3 separate regions of the Mus musculus genome follow, and all the other regions are linked to region 1. A link is a loop called in an ENCODE intact Hi-C map of the cell type or tissue named here. Cell type or tissue: heart. All regions are shown on one strand.

What was found. A loop is a pair of places that touch in the nucleus more often than their neighbours do. Peaks named below come from ENCODE experiments on the same cell type or tissue, not always from the same donor. Only the 100,000 strongest peaks of a DNase experiment are listed, where the experiment ranks them.
Region 2: a loop joins it to region 1, with 2.4 times the contacts of the local background. A loop is called at or near these places in 5 of 42 quality-filtered maps.
Region 3: a loop joins it to region 1, with 2.3 times the contacts of the local background. A loop is called at or near these places in 6 of 42 quality-filtered maps.

Annotation. Positions count from the first base shown.
Region 1 is chr15:56,042,793-56,050,792 of GRCm38, reverse strand. No RefSeq gene overlaps it. Among named protein-coding and RNA genes, the nearest start is that of Gm46516, 120 kb to the right of the region's middle. In heart, no CTCF peak of the experiment used is centred here; a DNase peak (open chromatin) is centred at 3,702; H3K4me3 peaks cover 518 bases; H3K27ac peaks cover 362 bases.
Region 2 is chr15:55,802,004-55,810,003 of GRCm38, reverse strand. All of the region lies in intron 1 of Sntb1 (syntrophin, basic 1), which reads left to right. Among named protein-coding and RNA genes, the nearest start is that of Sntb1, 100 kb to the left of the region's middle. In heart, no CTCF peak of the experiment used is centred here; a DNase peak (open chromatin) is centred at 3,473.
Region 3 is chr15:55,814,830-55,822,829 of GRCm38, reverse strand. All of the region lies in intron 1 of Sntb1 (syntrophin, basic 1), which reads left to right. Among named protein-coding and RNA genes, the nearest start is that of Sntb1, 88 kb to the left of the region's middle. In heart, a CTCF peak has its summit at 3,826 (motif pointing left); no DNase peak of the experiment used is centred here.

The sequences.
Region 1 (8,000 bases):
GTTAGTTTCTTTGTTTTTGTTTTGTTTGTTTGTCTGTTTTGTTTGGTTTTGTTTCATTTGGTTTTGGTTTTGGTGGTTGTTTTGATTTTGGTTTTTGTTTGTTTGTTTTTGGTTTTGTTAGGTTGATGATGGTGGTTTTTTGTTGTTTTGTTTGTTTGTTTGTTTGTTTGTTTGTTTTACAGTTCTGGTGATTAATTCTGGGCCATCATTCTACCACTGAGCTACCATCCCACCAGAACTGTAAGGATCTTTTCAGTTAGGAATGATGAAAAAACAGTTGATTTCCGCCCAACCCTTGACTCTAAATGCAGGAAATTGATGTGTTGATGCAATTTCCTAGGAAAATAGACACATCTTAGTTAACAAAAGCATCTCTTCAGCTTACATGCTGTGTGATATTAGCCCATCCATTAAACCTGCTTAAGCTATACTGTCTTCCTATGTAATAAAAGTCATTTTGAATGTTATAGATGAGATACAAAGGGGTCCTAGAGTATTATAGGTGCTTAGGAAGGGGCAGTTTAGTAACACAGTCATGATGGATGCACTGAATTCTGTATGACAAATGGCTCAATAGAAAAATATGAATTTTCCTCCACTGTATTTCTTGGAGTTTCCCACAGAGCATCTTTCATGCACTAAACTTCCAGGGGTGGGTTTTGGGGGTATTGGGAAATTGAGATCTAATATTTGAAAGATGTTTTCCAGTCCTTATTGCACTCAGATGTACACAAACCCCAGATCACAGGATTCCTTTTTACTAAAGTCCTAGCTTGGCCCCAGTAAGGAATAAGATAAAGAAGCCGTGGGTGAATGTAAGCTTGGAAACCAAAACTAGAGTTTGGTGGGTGTATGAGTTCAATAAAGATGAAGTAATGTGTGAACGCCTTAATTATGATTGGATAAAAGTAGCTTAAAAACCCCAGTCTAGCCATCCCAATTCACTCACTCCCAGAGTCCCATGGAGATGCCATCATGCTGAGATCAACCTACCCAGACGTCCACTATCTTGCAAATCTTACCTGATGTGCCACCATCTATGACATTGGGCCAGACAGGAGGTTAGTGAAGTGTGTGTGTGAAAGAATGTGATCCCATTTTGCTACTTGTTACTACTTATGAATAAATAGCTATAACCTAACCTCCCAGTCCCAGGCTTCCTTCTCGCCTCTGTCCTCAATCCCGACTCATGACAGTCCTGCATTTTTGCCTAGTAACCAGGATAATCTACTTGCTGCTCTCCCTCAAAAAAAAAAAAAAATGAGGAAGGGGAATCTCAATATAAGATTAAGGACAACCAAATGCATTGCACTGCCAACCCTCGGATCAATGTCCACTCTCAGATCTTTTAGCTTCCTCTTGCTAACAAAGGCTATAAAGTTGGTAGCTAACTTCAAATCCCAGAGACTGCTGAGATTCTATAAATAGTTCCTTAATCACTTCCTCTCCACTTGATGATGTTTTCAGGGAAATGATTATAGGACTTCCCTACCCAATGAGTGAACAAAAAAGCCAAGGTCATTCTGAATGAGAAGTCCTAACTCTATAATTGAGCTATTAATGAAACTCATGCTCAAATCCAGCTCCTCTCTAATGGGGTACTTTTTGCCTATTGTTTTTCCACTGGCCAGAATGTATGATACCAACTTTGGCCACACCTCTGCAGTCTGATCACGGAGGCTCATAGTCCACAGACGAGCCTCTGGTACCTGATCGGCACCTCTGATGGATGGCACTCTTTCTGTCACAAGGGACCATTAAGCTAAAAGCAAATGCCCTCCCTCACCATGAGACGGCCTGGTCAGGCACATGGCTTCATGCAGCTTAGGGTGAAGTTAGTGGCTATGCTGTCACTGGCCTGATTCCTAGACTGCTTGGATTACCACCCAAACTCCGCTCTCCTGAAAAGTACCTATTCTGGAAAGTGTAGGTCTGGGGAGCCACCTGCTTATTTTTATGTTCTAATTATTCTACTGTGGTCAAAGATCTTAATCTTCCTGTTATCAATTACTGGGCCTTACGAAATCCATTTTTATAAGCTTGTAAAGAATGCTTAGAAAGTATTGGGTTCTGTGTGTTAATTGTGTGTATAAATCTCGTTTTTTTTCTTTTTAATTGTTGATCACTGTCTTTTTAAAATGTATTGAGGTAAATTTCTTAAAATATCTTATAATGAGAGTAGAATTATGAATTTGTCCTTTGTAGTACTGGGCTCTTGCTTTCTTCTTTGCAAAGCTACATTATTAAATTTGTAAAATACCCCTGAGTATTACATACTTTTACTTTGTCAGCATTTACCAGGGTCAAACTTCTCAGATTTTAGTTTATTATTTCATTTTTTTACCTAATGTTAATAATGCTAAATTATCTTTAGTTTTAATATTAATTTCTTGGTGTGTTTTTTACTCAGGCCATTTTACAGAAACTAACCGTACTGTTTTGCGACTTGGATATGTCTTTTACAGTGAACATATAAGTGGACTTTTTCTGGAATAAAGGTATATTCATTCAACAATTAACGGTGAGTGTATCTTATCATCTGAGGCTGCAGCTAGTTGTCCTGGGGATTCCCTATAATCTCTAAGGAGGCCCACAGACTCACCTGATTTAACCTGGATTTCTTTCCTTATCCAGAAACTGACCAGGACCTACAGTAGTGTGGACTTTTCTGAACTTTCTTCTCCATCTTCCTTGATATCATCTATTATTTGTACTTTGATTTCATTTTTAGGTACAAGGTTTTAGTAATTACTTATTCTGTTGAATCAGCAAATTTTTCAATTAGAATCGCCTCATCTTGTTTGTAAAGATAAGTTTAATTAATGCTAGGTCATTTCATCCATAAAAGCTTCTTAAATGAATATACATAAACTACAACGGAGACATGGAGACAGAAGGCCTAAATGACTCCCCTCCTTCTGAAGTAGCTTCTATGTCCCCCAGTATACCTCCTGAACTGTGGCAGGAGTCTCCAGTGTCATGACACAGGCAAGCCACATACTAAACCTGGGGAGTCCCCCCGGAGAGTGGTAGCCAAGCTCAGGTAGGACAGCCAAGAAGCACAAGCTGTAGCTGCCTACTAATCAAAGAAGTTGTAATTGTTTTAAAATATGTTAGGTCATTTCATTAAAAATTAACGTTAACTGTTGGCCTGAATCCAGAAGAGTGGGAAAATGCACTGTAGGGTGATAGTCCTAACACTTTACCCAGAGGTTCTCATGACTCTGTCCTAAGATCAAGAAAATCCCTATGGCTTAGAGACTTTGAGCCACTGGGTACACAGACAGAAACTGAATAAAGACCACTTTCCTCAAATAATGATGAGTTTAGTACAACCCAACACTTACAGTAATCGTTCAGATGGGACAAATCTTTACCATCCTCTAAAACCTGCCGCAAAGGGCCATGGGATTCTCTGCTGTAACACAGAAGAACTGCGAAGGTTATTCCACTGGCTTTCGTGGGTATTAATCCTACCCTGTTTAGTCTCTTCAGCTGGTAGGAGCCCTTTGGGGGCACGTTAAGATAGCACAAACGCACAGCCCTTCTCAAGAATATATATCACATACATATATTTTCACCACTAAAGTCTTATCATATGATCCGCCCTCTCTGAAGTAAGTCTGTTCTACCTGTGGGACCATTGGTATTCAGGGAAACAAACACCAAACACCCTAGGGCTTCACTTTGTCCGGTGTTACCACCTGGTGCCAATAGATGGCAGCAATACCAAGGGACTGCGTAGCCATGGCCGCGGGGAATGTTTTGTGTTACCTTTTCAGTCTAGGTTGTTTTGGTTTTAAGGGCTCAGATCTGTGCCCAGGAAAACATGGTGGTGGGTAGATAAACAGCCTGGAAAATCCTCTCTATTGTCTCACTTCATGTCTTCTCCCACTGTTTCCTGCCAGAGAACTGCTTTCTGGGGTCAAAATTCCCTCTAGGCAGAGTGTGAGGAAATACTAATACATTGCCATCTTCTGTCGGTCTAACACTAGAGTTTGATTGTTCTAATGATACAAGAAGGATAAAAACCTACTGGAGCAAAGAGTCTGTGTCACGTGGTTTGTGCGAGCATATTTGAAGGCGCCTTGGACAATACGATCCCTCTCCCCCTCCCCCTCCCTTCCCCCCCTCTCCCTCTCCCCCCACCCCCCCCCCCTCTCTCTCTCTCTCATATTTTTTTTCTAACTTTAGCCCAGATTGCTTCATTCAGGAGGACTTAAAATTGCTCACCTTACATAAACTCAAGGATAACGCACAAAAGGGAAGAAAGGGGGATTCCCATTGATGAGATTTGAACTAGATAAAATATCTGAAGACTTTCCTGGGAGAAGAAGAAAAATAAAAGGAAAAAGGAAAAAACAGTGGGTTGTCCTAAAGGAACCAACTTCCACTGAGCTGGGTAGAGTTCTCTTGACCAATAGTCGGCTCTGGTTGACTAATGAGAACAGAAAGGACATGATAACACAGCTGCCACAGAAGCAGAGACACAAACCCCACTGCCCTGTCTTCTTCATCAGTAATCAAGATGGTTTCTGAAGCAGAAGGAAGTTCTTCAAGGAACTGGTAGGCCTTGACAATGAAGTCCTTATCTTGACGTGGGCAATAGGGGTATTTCTGGTACTTTTGAGTATAATCTAATATTAGCCAAAATAGCTACCCGTCAAAGACAATGCTGCTAAGCATAGCTTCCCTTTTATTATTTTTGCATTCATTTTACCCAAATTCTGTTTTCTCACCTCAAGTGACCCCTCAAAGAATGCTCTATAGGAACCGAAAAGCCCAGTCTGAATCAGACCTACCTTGTTTCATGTATCGTTTTGTGTTTGTAATAAGCTTAGCCCAGATACTGTGTCTCTTTAACTCTAGGCCTGCCATTGTGTGTTGTTAGTAGACCAGAGTTCAGAGCTCGCTCACTATCACGCAAAATACATTTAATAATCATGGTATACAATCTGATAAGCAAGCCATCTTTCAAATGGACCCGAGTGTCCTCCAAAATGCACTTTTCCCTCTGGACTGTTCAGCTCAGGATCCACTGAGCTCATTGGTGTCAGTCTCCCCTGTCCTTGGGGGTTCATAGTACTTCCCCTTGGCCTTCTGCCATGCACGTGTTCCTCTGTCCTGAAAAGAAAATGGAAATTTTGGGCCATAGAACGTTTCAAATAATAGGTGCACTGATGCTATACTGTCAAATAATTTATTCTTCTGTGACCATGCACAATTAATACAAACGTGTGATTAGAGTACAGAGTTTATTCTCTGTGTAGGGAGGATCTGACCCCGTTTCAGTTGTATTTGTCTCAGGACTCCCATGATTCCAGCTCTCCCCACTTGCTGATGTTAGAACTGATCAGTGAGCAGGGAAAATGTTCATCTGATAAGCCTCCATGGTCAGGGTTCCTGTCACTCATTAGTTAGTGGTCCATGGATGATCATTGTCTAGGTCCAGCATCCTTTAGAATTAGCAAAGTGGAGACATTCTATGTCGTTCCTGCAAAATCTGTTAGCCAGAAGAATTTGAAGGAAGAGTTTCCCCCTCCTCAATTGAGTGATATAAAACAAAAGAAAAACAAATAAGCGGTACGATAAATGCTCTACTCTTTATTTTTTTTTTTTTTCCAAAGAGTAGGTTGCTGCCCAACACCCTCCCAAGGACCTTTGCTCTTTCCCATTTTCCATATTTGGTGCATTAAATGTTGGGGCTTCTTCTCTCCATCTCGAGCCAGTGGGGCTTCTTGAGGTTAACACATATTCTGATCATGATTTCACATTCATCACAAATATTTTCTGCCCCACCTATAGAATCTATCACTTTTCCAAGGAACCTGATTCCTTTCAGACAGAAACAAAATATAGACTTCATGTTCCCAGAACCCAGAGTTTCTTTCTCTCAGAACAGACACACTTACTGGTTTCCCCAAAAGACATACTGAGGAAATGTGTAATTTTTATAAAGAATAGCGCATGCTATATATAGACTCATGCCACCTCTTTTCAGTAGAAATAAAGATTAGTGAATTTTTAAACTCATTAAACTCATTTTTTTTACTTTAATGTTATTTATTTATTCTAGGAATCTCATCCTCTAAAAATGCTAATTTAATTACTTCGTCATTTTTATCCCAATCTAAATGGCAACACTAGTCCTAATAATTATGTAACTGTTGTCACTGGTAACTAGCCAACATAACTCAATCTAAAACCAAGCAAAACAAAACAAGCCTTGAACCTCTTTGTATTCTTAGAATCAGAGTCAGTCTCCCTAGACAAGATGTACAATCTTATTTGCTTATTTGGAGATTTGTATCTGAAAGACATTCAAAGCAATTTTGGTGATTATTGTAAAATAGAATTTATATCTAGTAAGGTTTCAGAGACTAGCAGGCTCTGCTATGCTGTTTTCTCTTTTACTTGGGTTAGTTAAGAAGTTGCCTAAGTTAAGGTAAAGAGCTGGAGAGGTGACTCAGTGGTATAGATTGCTTGATCCTCTTCCGGAAGGCCTGAGTTTGATTTCTGGTACATATTGAGCAGCACACAAACACCTAAAAACCCAGCTCCAGGTGATCTGCACATACATGTGTGTGCACACACACACACACACACACACACACAGAGAGAGAGAGAGAAAGAAATCTATTTCTTTCATATCCCAGATTTCATATTCTTTCCATCTCATGACGTGTAACCAATTTTTAAAGAATTTGTGATTTACCCTACTAGTATAAATAAATGTATATACTTGTATGTTCTCCTTTCTAAGTCTAAGCTATATCACACTATAAACATTTATACATTGCTATACATCTTACATTTGCTGCTTCACGTCCTGGATGCTATACTCACGTCACTAAATATAGAAAAGTCCTTTCTCCTTCCACAGCTATACTCTGTGCCACTATGTGGATGTTACAGTGTTTTAACTACTTTCACCTTGGTTGACGATCAGGTTGCTAATTATTGCTCTATATTTTCTTGATTAAAACCTCCTCGGAGCCCTGCCAACTCGAGTAAACGTTATTACTAACATTTACTATAGAAGCAAGCTACTGCATATGCAGTTAAGGACTTGACCAGCGTCATAAGTTGAGAAAGGAATGGGCAAAATTTAAATTCTCCTCTCATGTTACCTCTGTTGAAAATGTCGAGGTAATATCAACTGTAGTTAGAATATCTGGGAGCTAGATGTGGAAAGGACACACATGCCTTAAGGTAGACTGTGAAGTAAAACTTAGCCAAAGTTCAAGGCTGGAATGTTGAGCCTCAGCCAGCCTGTGGGAAGGGTATCAGAGAAAACAACTGGTCTTTCTGACTGTGTCCCAAGTTACAGGAATGCCAGGCATTCATAAGCAGGTGGATCTATTTTTGGAAGAAAGATCATCTCATTGCTAAAAATCACATCACGTCCCCTTCTGTCGCAGCAAACTTCCAGCCCTGGTACCACGATAAATTCACCAAAGGCTTGCTGTGAAAGATATAGAACAATCCACTCTCCCCCACCTCCTCCTATCACAGGGCCTCTTATTTCCCTTTCCTTGTTCTGTAGACCCATGAAAAGCTACATGCACTAAATCAAACAGAGCAAATGTAGTTTTAATTAAGCCAAAAATCATTAGTCTATTTAGAACAGAAATTAAATTGAGGTTTGAAGGAAGCCTTAAGACTTTAATTAGAATTTTTCATTAATATTCCTTTTATTTATGTGTGTGTGGATTGTTGTTTTTAATTAATATTTTTATTTATTCTTTAAATTTTCATACAGGTAGACAATGTACTTTGTGGTTATATCCACCTATTCCTCCCTCCCTTTTCCTTTATTTTTTTAAAGAGAAAAAGTCTACTCTGGAGACAGAAATAAAGCCCTTCTGTGCTCTCATCTTAAAATGAGCATCCCGGATCCTGGCTTAGTCCAGAATCCTTTTAACCCAATCTCTTCCAAGAGGTTCCTTTCCACAATAATTACATTGGAATAAAGCCTTAACATCCTTGCATTCACAAAG
Region 2 (8,000 bases), 240 kb after region 1:
TTTCTATTAGTTTAAATGATGTCATTATCTACCTAATTAAGCAAGATTGTAGAAAAGTCTAATTTTATAGGTAAGATAGCTTGAGAATTTCAGAAGATATAACTGATATTCTAACTACAAGATTGAAAAGTAGGATGGCAGTCACTATGAAAATTCAAATATACTGAGTTGCCCCTGCTGTGTGTGTGTGTGTGTGTGTGTGTGTGTGTGTGTGTGTGTCTGTCTGTCTGTCTGTCTGTGTCTGTCAAAGAAAGAAAAGGCAAGAGGGTTGGAATGAGCTCATGTGTAAACAATGAAAAAGTGTATATTGTCTTTCCATGGGACCCATGAGCATCCAATATTTAAAAGCAGCTAGGAAGTTCATGCATGACATCTCAGAGGACAAGCTCAGGTATCAGATGTCACCTTCTGTCTTCTATACAACAGGGTCTCTTATTGTTGCTCACCACTGTGTCTGTTGGCTTTTGGGTATTCTGGCTCCACCCTCCATCTCACCACAGACACACTGGGATTACAGAAACACCAGGCTCCATTCACCTGGGTGCTGGGATCTGAACTCAGGTCTTTATACTTACATGATAAGTGCTGTTATGAACTGAGCTGTTTCCCCAGCCCTGCTCAAGTGAGCTCTGCAGATGCTTAATCCCATCTTTCCTCTCTAACCCCCTCCCGTTCTTCCTCTTATCTTCACTCAGTCTTTCTTTCCTTCCTTCTCATTCAGTTTTTCATCTGTTCACTTGAATAGTCTTGTTGACCTTTCAGTCCTTAGACCACAAGGGCTCTTTGCTGTCTCCATCCTGGACTAGGAATTTAGTGAACCTTGATAGGGAGCAGTAACAGAGGGTGGCTTTACTGCAGAGTTGAGATCGGAAGACATGTCTTCAGTATTCTCCTTTTTGTTGCTGTTGGGTTGTTTTGTTTTGTTTTGTTTTGTTTTGTTTAGACTTTGCTATTTGTGGCCATCAGTTTCTCTCTAACAAACTAACGCAGTTACCTTCTGCTTCTGGTTTTCTTGGGGATTTTAGTTTGAGTGCTTTACCATAGCTAGAGTTTATAAAATATATTTCACAAAATATATTTTAAAAATTGTGTAATCCGGCCCCTAATGGAGGAGCTAGAGAAATTACCCAAGGAGCTAAAGGGAACTGCAACCCTATAGGTGGAACAACAATATGAACTAACCAGTACCCGGGAGCTCTTGTCTTTAGCTGCATATGTATCAAAAGATGGTCTAGTCGGCCATCACTGCAAAGAGAGGCCCATTGGACTTGCAAACTTTATATGCCCCAGTACAGGGGAATGCCAGGGACAAAAAGGGGGAGTGGGTGGGTAGGGGATTGGGGGGGTCGGTATGGGGGACCTTTGGGATAGCATTGAAAATGTAAACGAGGAAAATACCTAATTAAAAAAAAAGAAAAAAAAGAATAATTGAAAAACAAACAAAAAAATTGTGTAATCATACATTATCCATTTTTAACATGTTAAGTTGTAGCCTTACAGTTTGTGATATTTAACAATCTTGTATTATAACCATATTTCATACTTGCATGTGCTGAACTTCCTACTATATAGTTGTTAGATTTGATTTGCTGATAGCTTTCAGCATTTTTGCACTAATATTTATCACTGGAGTTGCCTGGCCTATTGTTTGTTTTGAATATTCCTGATCGTGGTTTTAATATAAAAATCATCCTGCATTTATTTATAAACTGAAAATCTTTCTATGCTCACCTATTGAAATAATTTAAGATTTGATTATTCTACTTAGGAATCAGGTAAAACTGACTAATATATGGAGTTCTGGTATTTTCCAATAGTTTAGTGATGACTGTAAGTTTGACAAAATCTATATCACCTGGGAGGCAAATCATTGAGAATATTGATGAGGACTCTCTAGATTGGCTTAAATGAAGTGGGAGGGCCCATGCTAAGAGTGAATGGAACTGTTCTCAGGGTGAGAGAGAGAGAGAGTTGCCTGAGCACACACATGTATTCATCACCCCTTCTTCTTCTTCTTCTTCTTCTTCTTCTTCTTCTTCTTCTTCTTCTTCTTCTTCTTCTTCTTCTTCTTCTTCTTCTTCTTTTTCTTCTTCTTTTTAGATTTATTTATTGTTATATGTAAGTACACTGTAGCCATCTTCAGACACACCAGAAGAGGGCATCAGGTCTCATTACAGATGGTTGTGAGCCACCATGTGGTCGCTGGGATTGAACTCAAGACCTTCAGAAGATCAGTCGTTGTTCTCAACCGCTGAGCCATCCCGCCGGCCCACCCCTTCTTTTTCTTGACTGGGAACTTAGAGTGACAGATGGCCAGAGCTTCTGATGCCTTCCCTTCTCAGCCACAATGGACTGCCCTCTTGAACTATGAACCAAAATAAACCTTCCCTTCCTTAAATTGGTTTTGTCAGAGTATTTTATCACAACAACAGGAAGAGTAACTACGAGACAATCCCTTTACAAATTTGTTACACTTATCAAGAGTGGTGATATATGCCCGCAGCCCTAACACAATAGAGGCTGAGTCAGGAGGTTCATGAGTTCAACATCAGCCTGAAATATGGAGCAAGTCGAGATCAGCCGTGTGTGTGTGTGTGTGTGTGTGTGTGTGTGTGTGTGTACATATGTACATATTAAACTCTATATTGGATATCTATCTTTCTATATATGTATTATAAAATTAAATCTATTCCCTCTATTTTTACTATTTCATTCAGTTTTGATGAGTCTTTTTTCCTAGGAATTTGCATACCCAACCAACATTTTCCATTATTTTTATGATATTGTCAGAAGTGTTAAGTATTAATTTTTGTTCAATCTCTGTTGCATCTGTTTCCTGCTTTATAATACAGATTTTCTTCACATTTTATTCCATTGCATATTACAGAAACTTCCCCAGTTTTTTCATTTCCTTTTATAACCTTTATGTTCTTGCCATTTGATATGTACACTACTTTGGCAATTTACTTTCTAACGCAATTAGTGTAGAGTATGTTTATTATTTTAAATATGTTCATATTATCCATATACCTTTTCTATGCATAAGCAGTAACTAATTGCTCATCTAACCCACGTTCCTATGGTACTTGACTTGTGCAGTAACCCTACTGAAAGGGACTTTCCAAGCAGATTTATGGGATGTGGTATCAAACTCCAAGTCAGATACTTGCAAGGCATTGAAGTTTCAGAATCTCAGTTTGTCTTCTGCACTGTTACTCTGGATCTGAGTTGGTTTGTTGTTAGCAGTTTCTCTCTCTCTCTCTCTCTCTCTCTCTCTCTCTCTCTCTCTCTCTCTCTCTCTCTCTCTCTCCTCTTTCTCTCTCTCCCCCTACCTCTCCTCTGCCCAGAGAGCTGCTTAGGTTTTTCGTGTGTCATCCCAATCTAATTCTTGGACATGCGTCTCCTGAGACAGAGTTAAGCAAGACCAATCTGAGTTTGACCTTTAGAAAGAAAAAACAAAGCTCCTGTGCACATACTCAGTGAGGTCACTTCTGGAGTCCTACAGGCCTTGGCTCTGGGGACTGTGTTTGCATCTGTTTCTGTGGTTTGCAGAGAAGGTCTGATTCATTGGGGGAGTTCTTATAATCTCACTTCCTGGTGCATGGAAGTCTTAAATTGTACAGTCAGATTCTAAAAGGTCTTTCTTATGCCTATTTCAGGAAAACATGATAATGAACATGATATGAAATCCTGAGCACTGAAAATTAGTAGTATTCACAATACTGTCTGGTTTGAGGAACCATCGTATCTGTCTTAACCTCTCCATGAACTTTACTGTCTGATGTCTCTGTTATCCTGAGTGTATAACATACTCAGACTAAGATGAATAAAAGCCTTTTAACATTACCCTCATTTCTCTTGCTTCTGATTCTTTATGTGCTTACTGGAGTGTCCTTGCAATGCATTTTCTCACTGAGACCTCATAACAATAGTTATGCTAATACCATAATAATAGCATTTAAATTTGAGTGTCATGTGAGGTTTCAACACTGTTTCATAGCCAAGCCTTAGAGTGATCCTGTGAGATAATATAGGTACTGCTACAACCCAGGGAGGAAACTGAGTCACAGAGAGCTTCCCACCTTCCTTAAAGAGGCCCCACTGTTCAGTGGAAGATTTGAGATTTAAGCCCAGATCTTCTGACCCAAGTCTCAGACATGGAACAACCACATTGCATTGCCTGCCTTAAGGAATACCTTAGTTTGCCTCATTTTATAGAGGAGGATTCTAAGACTCGCCTTACCAAGTTGCCCAACTGTTACACAGCTAATCATATGATAGTGAAAGAACTCACCGGCTGACTTTATCTGATAATGCACTGCAAATTGACCTCACTCTATTGGAGACTTTGGATTAGCATCTTGATTAATTACATTCCACAAGGAATCACAGCCTAGCATGTGACAGCTTAAAGGATTTAAGATTCAATCAACTCTTCCATGAAGCAGAACTTTTCTCTACAACATGGCTGTGAGACACCACATCCAGTTTCAGCTTAAATGTCACTAGCAACTGGAATGTCACCACCTCAGTGGATTCCTTCTGTATTAAGCCTAGATATGACCTCCATCTGTGTCCACTAGTCATGACTCTACTTTCTCTACAAAAACAACAAAGTAATTTTGTTCCAAACCATATATATTTATGTCTTCTAAACCCTTTCTATTGTAGTAGAGATAACTCCTCACAGTGGTGACTAACACGTAAGGTCTTAGTTTATTTAATCTCATAACAGCCCTGTGGGTCAGATATAAGTAACAGAAGAGGATGCTAAGTGAGTTTCTCAGGGCTACACAGAAGAATTAGTAATTTAACCCCATCATTAGACCCTAACATTCACGATCTTCACCACAGTATCTTCATCCCTCTTATTTAATGCTCAACTTCTTTGTTGACCATTCAACAACCTGCTTACCCTTTTACCCACATTTACCCACTGTTTAATCTTACAGCTTCAGGTATGGGATAGAGGATGTGAGGGACCTCCATTCCACCACTTCAGCCTTCTTTAACCTGGCTTGTGTTTTGTTTTATATGAAGCCATAGTTATATGTGTTGATAAGTTACTGATTCTAAACATATTTGCAGACCAGATCATTGTATCAAGCATGAGTTCCAAAAAGCTTTGTGAGTAGAGAAACAGAATTTTGTATGTAAGCACTATGTAATGTCTGAGGAGATGACATCTGGAGTAATTAGGAGTAGGGGCCTTGGAGGAAGACTACCTCAGCTCATCCTCCCACACCCCAAGTCATTACTGATGACATCAGGCAAGGAAATGCCATACTTTTCCTTGCTTATATGGCAGAACTTTAGGCTTTGCTTCATAGACATGCCCTTAATGGACTAACATTCCTCTTATGTTCAGACCAGAGCTCAAAATATGACAAGCAGTCATTAACTCCTAGTTAGTTATTGTGTTATTATAGCCAGATTTGGCAAATGACAGCCTGTGACTCAAATCTAGCCTGCTGCCTGTTGTAAATGCAGGTCTATTGGGAAGGCAGCCATGTCACTGTGTTTACATAACACTCATCACCTCTTTGTGGTACTGTAGTAGGTCACTGTTATGATGGAGGTTCTATGGCCATACAGTCAAAACACTTTTCCTATCTGGCTCTTCGCAGAGAAATCTTACCATCTGCAATTCTGTATGACACAACTCTTGAGTCTCCAACCTTTGTTACTCTTGGGTCTTGCAACTTTCAAGGAGTGATTGATAATTCTTGTCCTCTGCTGCTTTACCTGGAAAAAAAGATCGGTTATCATAACTCTTCCTCCTTCAGAATAAATCTGGAGCTCTATGTTGCCATCCATTTACTAAGTAGTCCCAGGCTGTGTACCCAGCTTTGTGACCACTGCTATGACATAGATGTAAATTGATTACTCACAGGGTCTTATATTTTTAAACCCTGATGAGTACTTACATATACTTTACACAATTCTAAGTTGTGTGTGTGTGTGTGTGTGTGTGTGTGTGTGTGTGTGTATGTGTGACCTCAGTGAACCACACAGCAGCTCTCTGACGTATGCATTACTTTTTCTCCTTGTGTTACAGAAGAATAGAAACTGGGTGATGATTAGGGAAAGCGTCCCAAGTCCACATAGTTGTGTGACAGAAGACCTGGGAAAGGAAACTATGGAGTCTGATTCCAGAGTCTAACAGCTTCTACTGTGGTCACTCAACTTTTACAACAGTTGTAAACTGGTTGGGCCACCAGATTCAATGAGCTATCATTCTGAGACTTACCATCCTGATCCTATGAGTAGCAATAGAGGTTTCCTGCTACACATGGTTAGATTGAAAGGAAGTGTGTCTGGAGGAGGCTGAGGACTCCAAGAAAGGTTTTGTGGGCATAGAGAGGACTCCCCAAACAGAAAACTGCCTATGCACAGGGCAGAGACAGACGAGTGTTTGACACATTCAGAATATTAAGCAGTTCTTTATCATGCACATTTAAACTATGGAGACCATATCACCTAAGACAAGGACAGGAAGCAAGTAGGGGCCAGAGGATGAATGCCTCTGTATAAACTATGACCAGCAAAGCCATCTAGCTATGACTTATACTTTCAGAGTGATCCCTATATTTCTTTGTTGCTTAATGTCCTTCTCCACCCCACACATGGAAATGTAGGTACCATTGGGGACAGCAGCCAGACTACTTCATTTACTGTGATAATTCCAACACTCAGACTTCCCTAAAGCAAGAGCCCGTTGATGACTAACAAAACAGTACATTCTGGGTGATAACAAGGACTATCTTAGAATTGGATACTTGCCTTGTGCCCCTGATTTACTGTGGGGCAACAACCTTGCTTTGTTGATGAATAATGGCATGTTCCTTTGAATGATAATGTCAGGGCTAGGGATACATCTCAGTGATAAAGCATCTATCTGTCAATCATAAGGCCCTAGGTTCAATTCCCAAAACCATGAAAAAAGGACTAGGGTAAATATGATCATATTTCATTACATACATGTGCAAAATTCTCAAGGGATAACTTATAAAGTTGAATAAATAAAAATTATGAAACCAGAAATTTTTGAAAATTGTATTTGAAGTCTTTAAAGATCTGCCATAGATGTGATTCCCCACTGCATTTGACTCCTGGCTCTCCGTAGTAAAACTCAGCAGCTTCGCACCTCATAACCTTTGAGAACCTTTTGGCCGTTTTTCAAATGCCTCCTAAGGTCCTATCTTCAATAACCCACTTAGCAGATGGAAAACAAATGAGCCCGGTAAAGGAATGGAGATAATGATTCTCATAGACAAGGCAGCCAGACCAGGAGGGCTGTGATTGGATCATGCCATCCCAGCATAAGCTTATCTTGTGATGTGCAAGGGGCCCGTAGGCGCTCACAAAGTCAAAAGATAGATTGTGCCAGCCTTTGGCCTAGAACGTGATATACATGGAGCATAGTTGTCTGTGGATGACAGTACAAATAGCCAGTCAACATTATTGTTGGTTTTTATTTTATTTTTTACTTATTCGCTTTACATCCCTTTCATTGTCCCCTCCCAGTCAACCGCTCCCACAATCCTTCCCCCATCCCCTTCTCCTTTGAGTGGGTGTTGTCCTCTCTGGGTATCCCCCCTACCCTGGCACTTCAAGTCAATGCCAGGCTAGGCACTTCCTCTCCCACTGAGGCCAGACAAGGCAGCCCAGCTAGAAGACCATATCCCACGTACAGGAAACAGCTTTTGGAATACCCCTGTTCCAGTTGTTTAGGACCCACATGAGGGTCAGGCTGCACATCTGCTATGTATGAGTCGGGAAGCCTAGTCCAGCCTCTGGACTCATGCATTCTTGCTGTCTTCTCACACATGTTCCACATGTGAAAGCATATATGTTTACAGTGGAAGAATGTGTCTTTGCATGTGGTTATGCTCACATGAGTGTACATATACATGTGGAGATCATATGTCAAGTTCTGTTGTCTTCAGGAGCCACCCACACTGGTTTTTCTGAGGCAGAATTTCATTCTTTCTTTCCCT
Region 3 (8,000 bases), 230 kb after region 1:
TCTGCAGCAAATAGAAACCGGAGGTAGAAAGAAAGAAAGAAAGAAAGAAAGAAAGAAAGAAAGAAAGAAGGGAGGGAGGGAGGGAGGGAGGGAGGGAGGGAGGGAGGGAGGGAGGGAGGGAGGGAGGGAGGGAGGGAGAGAGAGAGAGAGAGAGAGAGAGAGAGAGAGAGAGAGAGAGAGAGAGAGAGAGAGAAAGAAAGAAAGAAAGAAAGAAAGAAAGAAAGAAAGAAAGAAAGAAAGAAAGAAAGAAAGAAAGAAAAAGAAACCAGAGGTTGGAGTAGCTCTAAGAAAGAATGCAAAGACTCAAGACACTAGAATACAAATAGGTCACAAGGTCAAAAAGGTGGGAGAACTTGAGATTGGCTGTTACTCTGAGGTTGCTTATATTTGTCTTTCACATGAGGCATGCAGAAAAAACCAAGTAGGACTCTGCAACCTCAGAATGAGGCTAAGTAGAGAGCTGTGCTTGGCAGGCAAGCTCCAAGTTTGGGTGCTGTGAACAGTCTAAGCATAGGACTACTCTACATTCATATGGGAGCTTGTCCTATGGTTCTAGTCCATCAGGATCTGCCCATGAATACACAGTCATGGAGTTATATGATTTCAGGAGTGACGTCCTCATGCTGCCCCTTGCTTTTGGACTCTTCTGCATTACTCATTTCCCCTTGCAGCTCCAGATGGCTTGATGGTAGCCCAGACATCTAAGAGAACAGAGAAGCTGTGCTTTAATTCTAAGACCAAATATCATTAAGATATAAAATATAGTGTTGTTTTAAAATAGGGGATATGAGAGCCTCAGAAACTGCCTGTATAATTTGGTTTCTGAATGAGTAAACATAGTAACAGTATCATAGACAGCAGGATCCCAGATTTTTCCTTCCCTTCTTTGTCTGTCTTTACCCATGCTGGTTTGTGCTTCTAGCACCACGTCCTAAGCAAAAACCCCTTTTGAAATCTTCTTCTGGAGGAAATCAAATTAATTCTACAATGAGACACGCACCCCCTTACACACACATTGAACTGTGTCATAGCCTTAGAGAAGAGTTACCTGGAACCGATGCATGACTGCAGGAACAGTAACCTGGCAGATCAGTCTCTCAACCTGGGAAAGGCATGGCATGGCTGCATCCATGTAGCCAAGAATCGAGGAGAGCAGCTAGAACCCAGCATTTGTGCAGGGTGGACTTACAAGAGTGGACAGAAGCTTAGCCATGGAAAATTATGTTATCAAGCTAACATGTTATTTCCCTGTTCAATCCTTCTGCTACACTAGCCATTGAATAAACATGCTGTTTGATTCTATGGTCATTAGAGAGTTGTGGTCTGAAGCAGATCCCCATCTGACCTTCAATTCCCAGTCACAATATCAAGGCCATTCTGAAATCACAAGAGCAAGATGAAAGAGAATGTACACCCTCCTTCTTCTCTCTCTCTCCCTTGCTTCCTCCCTCCTTTCCTTCCTTCCTCCCATGGCAGTGGTTCTCAACCCTCCTAATGCTGTGACCCTTTAGTACAGGTCCTCATGTTGTGGTGACTCCCAACCCTAAAATTATCTTCATTGCTACTTAATAACTAAAATTTGGCTACTGTTATGACTCGTAATGTAAATATCTGATACACTGGATATCTGATATGCAACTCCCGAAGGGGTCAAGACCCACAGGTTGAGAACCATAGCTCCATGACCTTGACATTCTTTTACTTCCACATTTGTAACACTTGGAGTTTCTGTTCAGCAAAAGGGGCAAGATGTTTTTCTTTCTTTCTGATGGTTTCAATTTCTCTTAATGCCTTGGTTGGTTCTAGAAGCCACAAGATAACTCATCAGGGTACCTCCTCTCATCCCAAACACCCTCAACCCCCAATGTCCACATCTGGATAAATAACAATTAAATGTTTCCTGCCTCCCTCTTTTTTTTTAATGGATATTTTATGTATTTACATTTCAAATGTTATCCCCTTTCCTGGTTTCCCCTCCAGAACCCCCTATCTCATCCCCTCTCCCCCTGGTTCTATAAGGGTGCTCCCCCTCCCACCTACCCACTCCTGCTTCCCTGTCCTGGCATTCCCCTACACTGGGGCATCAATCCTTCGCAGGCCCAACGACCCAAGGACCTCTTCTCTCATTGATGTCAGATAAGGCCATCCTCTGCTATATACGTGGCTGGAGCCATGGATCACTCCATGTCTACTCTTTGGTTGGTGGTTTAGTCCCTGGGAACTTTGGGTAGTCTGGTTGGTTGATATTGTTGTTCTTCCTATGGGGTTGCAAACCCCTTTAGGTCCTTCAGTCTTCCCCATAACTCCTCCATTGGGGACCCCATGCTCAGTCTGATACTTGGCTGTGGGCATCCACCTCTGTATTTGTCAGGTTCTGGCAGAGCCTCTCAGGAAACAGCTATATCAGGCTCCTGTAAGCAAGCACATCTTGGCATCAGATAGTGTTTGGGTTTCGTGTCTATATATGGGATGGATCCCCAGGTGGGGCAGTCTCTACATGGTCTTTCCTTCTGTCTCTGCTCCACCCTTTGACTCCGTATTTCCTAGAGCCATTCTGGATTAAAAATTTGGAGATGAATGTGTGACCCTATCTCCCAACCAGGGGCCTTGCCTAACCTTTGGATATGGTCTCTACAAGTTTCCTCCCCTTTTTTGGGCATTTCAGCTAATCTCATCCCTTTTGGTTCCTGGGAGCCTCTTGCTTTCCTGGCATCTGGGACTTTCTGGTGGCTACCCCAGTTGCCCATCCCCCAGTGCTACATACCTCTGTTCAAATTCCTGACCCTCTGTATATCATCCCAGTCTCCTCCCATACCTGATCCTGCCTGCCTTTTCCCCTCTTCCTCCCAAGTCCATCTCTTCCTCCCAAGTCCCTCTTCCCTCTTACAGAAAGAGTTAGGGAGTGCAAATGTCCATGCAAACAGGCTTCCAGTATTTTCAGGGCTCGAGCATCAGAACCAATGCAGGTTCCTGAGGCCTAATTATACTGATGATATAGCCACATATAATGGTACTAAATAAAATAACTTTGGCAGCCTCTTTTTTCTTGGTCACATCAATAATCCTGACATCCTCGATGTTGCTGCTTTGGAGATACATGAAGTGAAAGGTGGCCTAACCAAAGGGAGAAGTGGCTTTCAACCCCTCCTCTAATCCAGTATCTGCTTCCATCACCTCTGTGACCCACTTCTTGCTCACACGTGTGGATACTCCAACTGACGCAAACTCTTGTCATTGTCCTGTCAAGTAAACAAATAACCCTCTTCCTTTTTGGAGTCTAGATTTTGGCATGCTGTTGCAGTGACCCACATGAGGACAAATGGAAATTAAAACAAACAAACAAACAAACAAAACCATGCTCTCATGCCCAGCACCTGGCTTTGAGGTAAATTGGGAAGACAAGTCCAGGTTCCTAAAGTGGAAGTAAGGCTCCAACTGTACATATTCATTTGTCCTGGATGATGTCTTTGGAGACCACGCTGGAGCCCTTTGGAAAGTTTGTCTGGGCTGCTTTGAGAAGACTGCTCAAGGGTAACGGGCAGAACTTATCTAATACATTTTTCTTTCCATGCTACTGACTTTTGCCTGCTCCTAAAATGTTCTGTTCTTTGTGTCATTTTGCATAAAAAGACCCTGTGTTCCATCTCACTTTTGTTTACTTTAAAAATCAGAATGGACCTGCAGAGGTCGCTCAGCAGTTAAGAAAGAGCTCTGTCTGTTCCTCCAGAGGGCATGGGTTTGGTTCCTAGCACTCACATAAAGGTTCACACCCCTCTGTAACTCTGGTCCAGGATATCTGATGCCCTCTTCTGGCCTCTGTGGGTACTACGTATACATGGCACGCGGCTAGACATACATTCAGGCAAAATACTCATATACATTTAAAAACAAAAATAAAAAAAAAATTAACAAAATATAAAAGAAGCAATCTCCCAGAAGATCTACCTTTAAAGATGTGAGAATTGAGAAAGCAATTTTTGGCACTGTATCTGTGCCAGGAGCTACCTCACTGAGAATCTGTGTTCACCTGGCTCCTGCATACTCTTCACACTACTCTTGCCATTTGCCATCCGAGTCAATCTGTGTAGACCTTTTCTGTGAGGCTGGAAGTTTCCTCATGATGAAGAAGGGCAGCGTCAGGCCTCTGAAGCCTCAGTACTGTTTGCAAGCCGAGACTCACTCTCTCAGTAAAACTGAAGTCATAGATGTGCTGTGGTATAGAGAGAACAAAGAAGCAACTGATAATCAGAAGTTTCTGTCAGTTCCCCAGGCCACTGGGGTCATCCAAGCACTCCTTGGTTCAGGTCAAATCTCTGCAAGGGCTCCAGGTTTTACCTCTCAACTTATACTCTGGAACTGTCTTAATAGAGAGTAGCCCACTTGACTGGGGTTCAATGGGCTGCATCCCATGGCTGGTGGTAGCAGGTAATATTTCATATCATCTAGGTCGAACTGAAAGGATCATTAAACTGCATTTCCATTACCAGTGAGGTCCTTAGTGGCCTGAGGATGAGAATCCTCAAATTCTAATCAACTAACTTCATTTTTTTCCCCTAGGGTGACCTCCTGCAGGCCTTTGATTATCTTGCATTGGAAGTCTGATGCACCCTTATGGGGAGACAGGTGTCTCTCCAACAATGTCTAGAGAGTGAGGACCCAGAGAAAGACCCTGCACTCAGGGTCATTCTAGAAAATCCAAGGATCTCCTTCTTGGCTGCTGCTGTGGTTTAGATGAGAGTGTCCCAAACTCTGTGTGTTAAATGCTTGATCCCAAGGGTGGCACTATTGAAAACTGGTGGCCATTGTGAGATGTAGGACCTGCTGGATGATCTTGTCATTGGGAGTGTGCTACTAAAGGAGACTGTGGGAGTTCATGCTCTTCTCTGTCTTTCTTTCTTGGCCACGAGAAAAAGGCATTTTGTTTGTTCTACACACTATTCACTATGGACTTGAAAGTGAAAAACTGGAAGCAAAAAATAAACATTTTCTCTTTCTAAGTTAATCTCTCTAGTATTTTCTCATAGCAACGGAGAGTTGACTAAAACAGCTGGTGTATTGATTGAATCCTTGAGCCCTCCAGTGATGGAGTCAGTAGGAAATTACTATTCGGGAAAGCTCAGACTCTGGCCTTGCCACCCTTGGTCTTTGTGTAAATGATTTAGCAGTCCCTGGACCACTTAATAATTCGAGAAAACTCTTCTATTTCCCATGGAGGGGGGAAACTGTATCTTCTGATTTCAGATTGAAGATAAGGTCAAGGGCATCGAAGCCAGTGTTTGCTCAGTGCTTCCAACAAGTGCTATCCAGCTGACTTCCAGACTCTACAGGACTTCTTTGATGAGAGGGAACTCATGGTGCCAGCTCTAGACTGTTGTAATTGTTACGAATCATATTCCCCTTCAAAACCCTGAATACTATTTCAAACCGGAGACCTCTATGCTCAACCTACAGTACCCTTCCCAAGTTTGGGCGGGTGTGCATTTGTAGAGGAGTCTGCTTGAAAAGGTGATAAACTGCAACCTTTACCAAAATAGAATATCTGCCTATCACATTGGCTAAGAGATCAGTTTTTTTTTAATTATGCAAACATGTAAATTAAGTAACATTTTATTATGTGAATATTTTTAATGGTGATAAAATTTTAAGGACACTAATGTGTGAAAACATTTTGAAGTATATTGCATGTGAGATTCATCAGTAGTAATGATACAATAGGAGATTCTGCACAGAGTATGGGCATCACCTGGGGCAGTCTGTCTGTGGAAGATGAGTTTATGGTAGAAAATATATGCCTGTATTCACTCATTTATTTATCTGTACATTCATCAAATATTGATTGAATGGTATCTGTGAACTCGGGCCTAGAAAAGAACAGGAATGAAAGACCAGAGTTTCTTCCCTGAAGAAGAATCTCAGAGCCCAGTGGGGGAGTGGGTAATGCAAACCACCATCATGCCTCACTGGGAGACAATGTCTGGGGAGCTGCTGGGACGGAGGCCTTGTGTCTGTATTGAAGCAGTGGGACTTCCCCAAGGTAAAAGAGCCCATTGCAAATTAATAGCAGCTCTGAGTTCTTGGGTGAGAGACATTATTTTGTTTTTGATTAACATGGACTTTCATTACTGTCTCAAGGCCTATCTTCCACTGTTTTACAAACAGGAAATTAAGGCAAAGAAAGAAAAGAAAAGAATTGAGAGACCAGAAGAGAGAGACAGAAAAGAGATGACTATTTCCCTCAGCTGTCACTTCAGCCTCTGACCATTGGATTCTGTGGCCTGTGTGTCTGACTCAAGGCTTGGTATCATGGGATACCTTGCAGGAAGACTGGAATCTTATGTTCTCTGTTTAATACATCTACTATGCACAGTCTTTTGTTTATCAGTCACTTCATTAAAAGGGTTCATTTTAATGTGTGTGTGTGTGAATGAGTGCACATATATGTCTGAAAACACATACAAATGTGTGTGAGCTTGACTGCACAAATAGGCTTAAGTACACATATAAATGTATATCTCTCTCCCTTCCTCCCTCGACCCCTCCTTCCCTCCTTCCCCCTGCCCCCTTTTGAGACTGAGTCTCCCACTGAACCTGGAGTTCACTAATTAGTCTAGTCTGGTAAGCCAGCAAGACCCAGAGGTGTACCTGTGTCTGTCTTTCTCAGCACTGGAATTACCAGTGTACACCACCACTCTGCCCAGCTTTAAAGAGGACCCTTTACTCTGTAAGATCTTTTCATCTCTCTTAAACATTTTGCTGGTATGCACAACTTATGTGAGAAAAACTAATTTACCTTTGTTTTCTGGGATCCACTGAATAACAAATTTAATGATTTTTGGAGGGGGCTATCTTTTTGACCAGGCTGCCCTTGAACTCACAGATATCTCTGCCTGCTTCTGCTTCCTGAGTGATGAGATTAAAGGTTTTCACCACCATACCCAGGCTCAGCTTCACTTTTTTTTTTTAAAGAAGGAAGAGAATCAAACACCTGATTAAAAAATAAAATGCAGATCACACTTAGACATATGCAATTTATCCTTCATTAACGGTTAGGATAATGAACCAAATTCCTTGTTTCTCCCCCAAGGATTTTGTGAGCTTAATGAGACCAAACGCATGCTTTGACTTTGTTGCATTTACACTGAATTTGTTTTGGAGGAGTGAAGCAATGAAGTGGAGGCCGTGTGACCTTGCATGCAGCTTACCAAAGGAAGCAGACTAGCAGAAGTAGACAGAAAGGAAAAATAGCAAGAGTGAGTGATCGAGAGAAAGGAGCAAGTTAAAGCTTAGATATATATTTTTTTATAACTTCTAAGATCATTTATGGAAAGGGAATTCTAAAGTGGTGGCAGTTTATGTTTGAGAGACACAGACTTTCTCCAATTTGCCCTATTACATGGCTCATCTTTTTGTTGAGACCCAGAACCACAGACAGATGAAGAGGCTTAACGCACCAGAACCTTTCAGCATCTGTAAGTGCAGTCAATATCAGAGGTGACTTGCGCTGAATGCAAGAGCAGGTGCTGTTTCTGCAGGAAGCAGAATGGAAACGGGTGCCCAGAGGCTCACAGTCACTTTGGGAAGGTTCTCTTGTATACCCTGCTCCAAATGTGCCTTGAAAACCACTGTGGTAGTTAAACAAATTGCATCTCTCGGTGTTTCCTTGAAGGGCATCACTCTGGGCTGAGTTGCTACCTGCAAGAGAAATCCTTTCTGTTAGCTCAGCTCACAGAGGCTTGTGAACTCTTTGCTGGAGGGCATGAAATTTATATTTATGCCTCATCCTTTAAGAATAATGCTTGGGGATAATCTTTGGGAATGAGGTCTGGATTTGACAACCAGGTTTAGAATGCAAAATGCCTCTATCACAAAGAAGGGGCTCAGATAATGAATCCTAATGATTTCTGTTTCCTTCTGAAATATGCATTTGCGTACTGAGGCCAATTTGCCCTCTGTGAGATGCCATACAGAATCCTACCTATGAGAGCCAGGCTGCCATACTT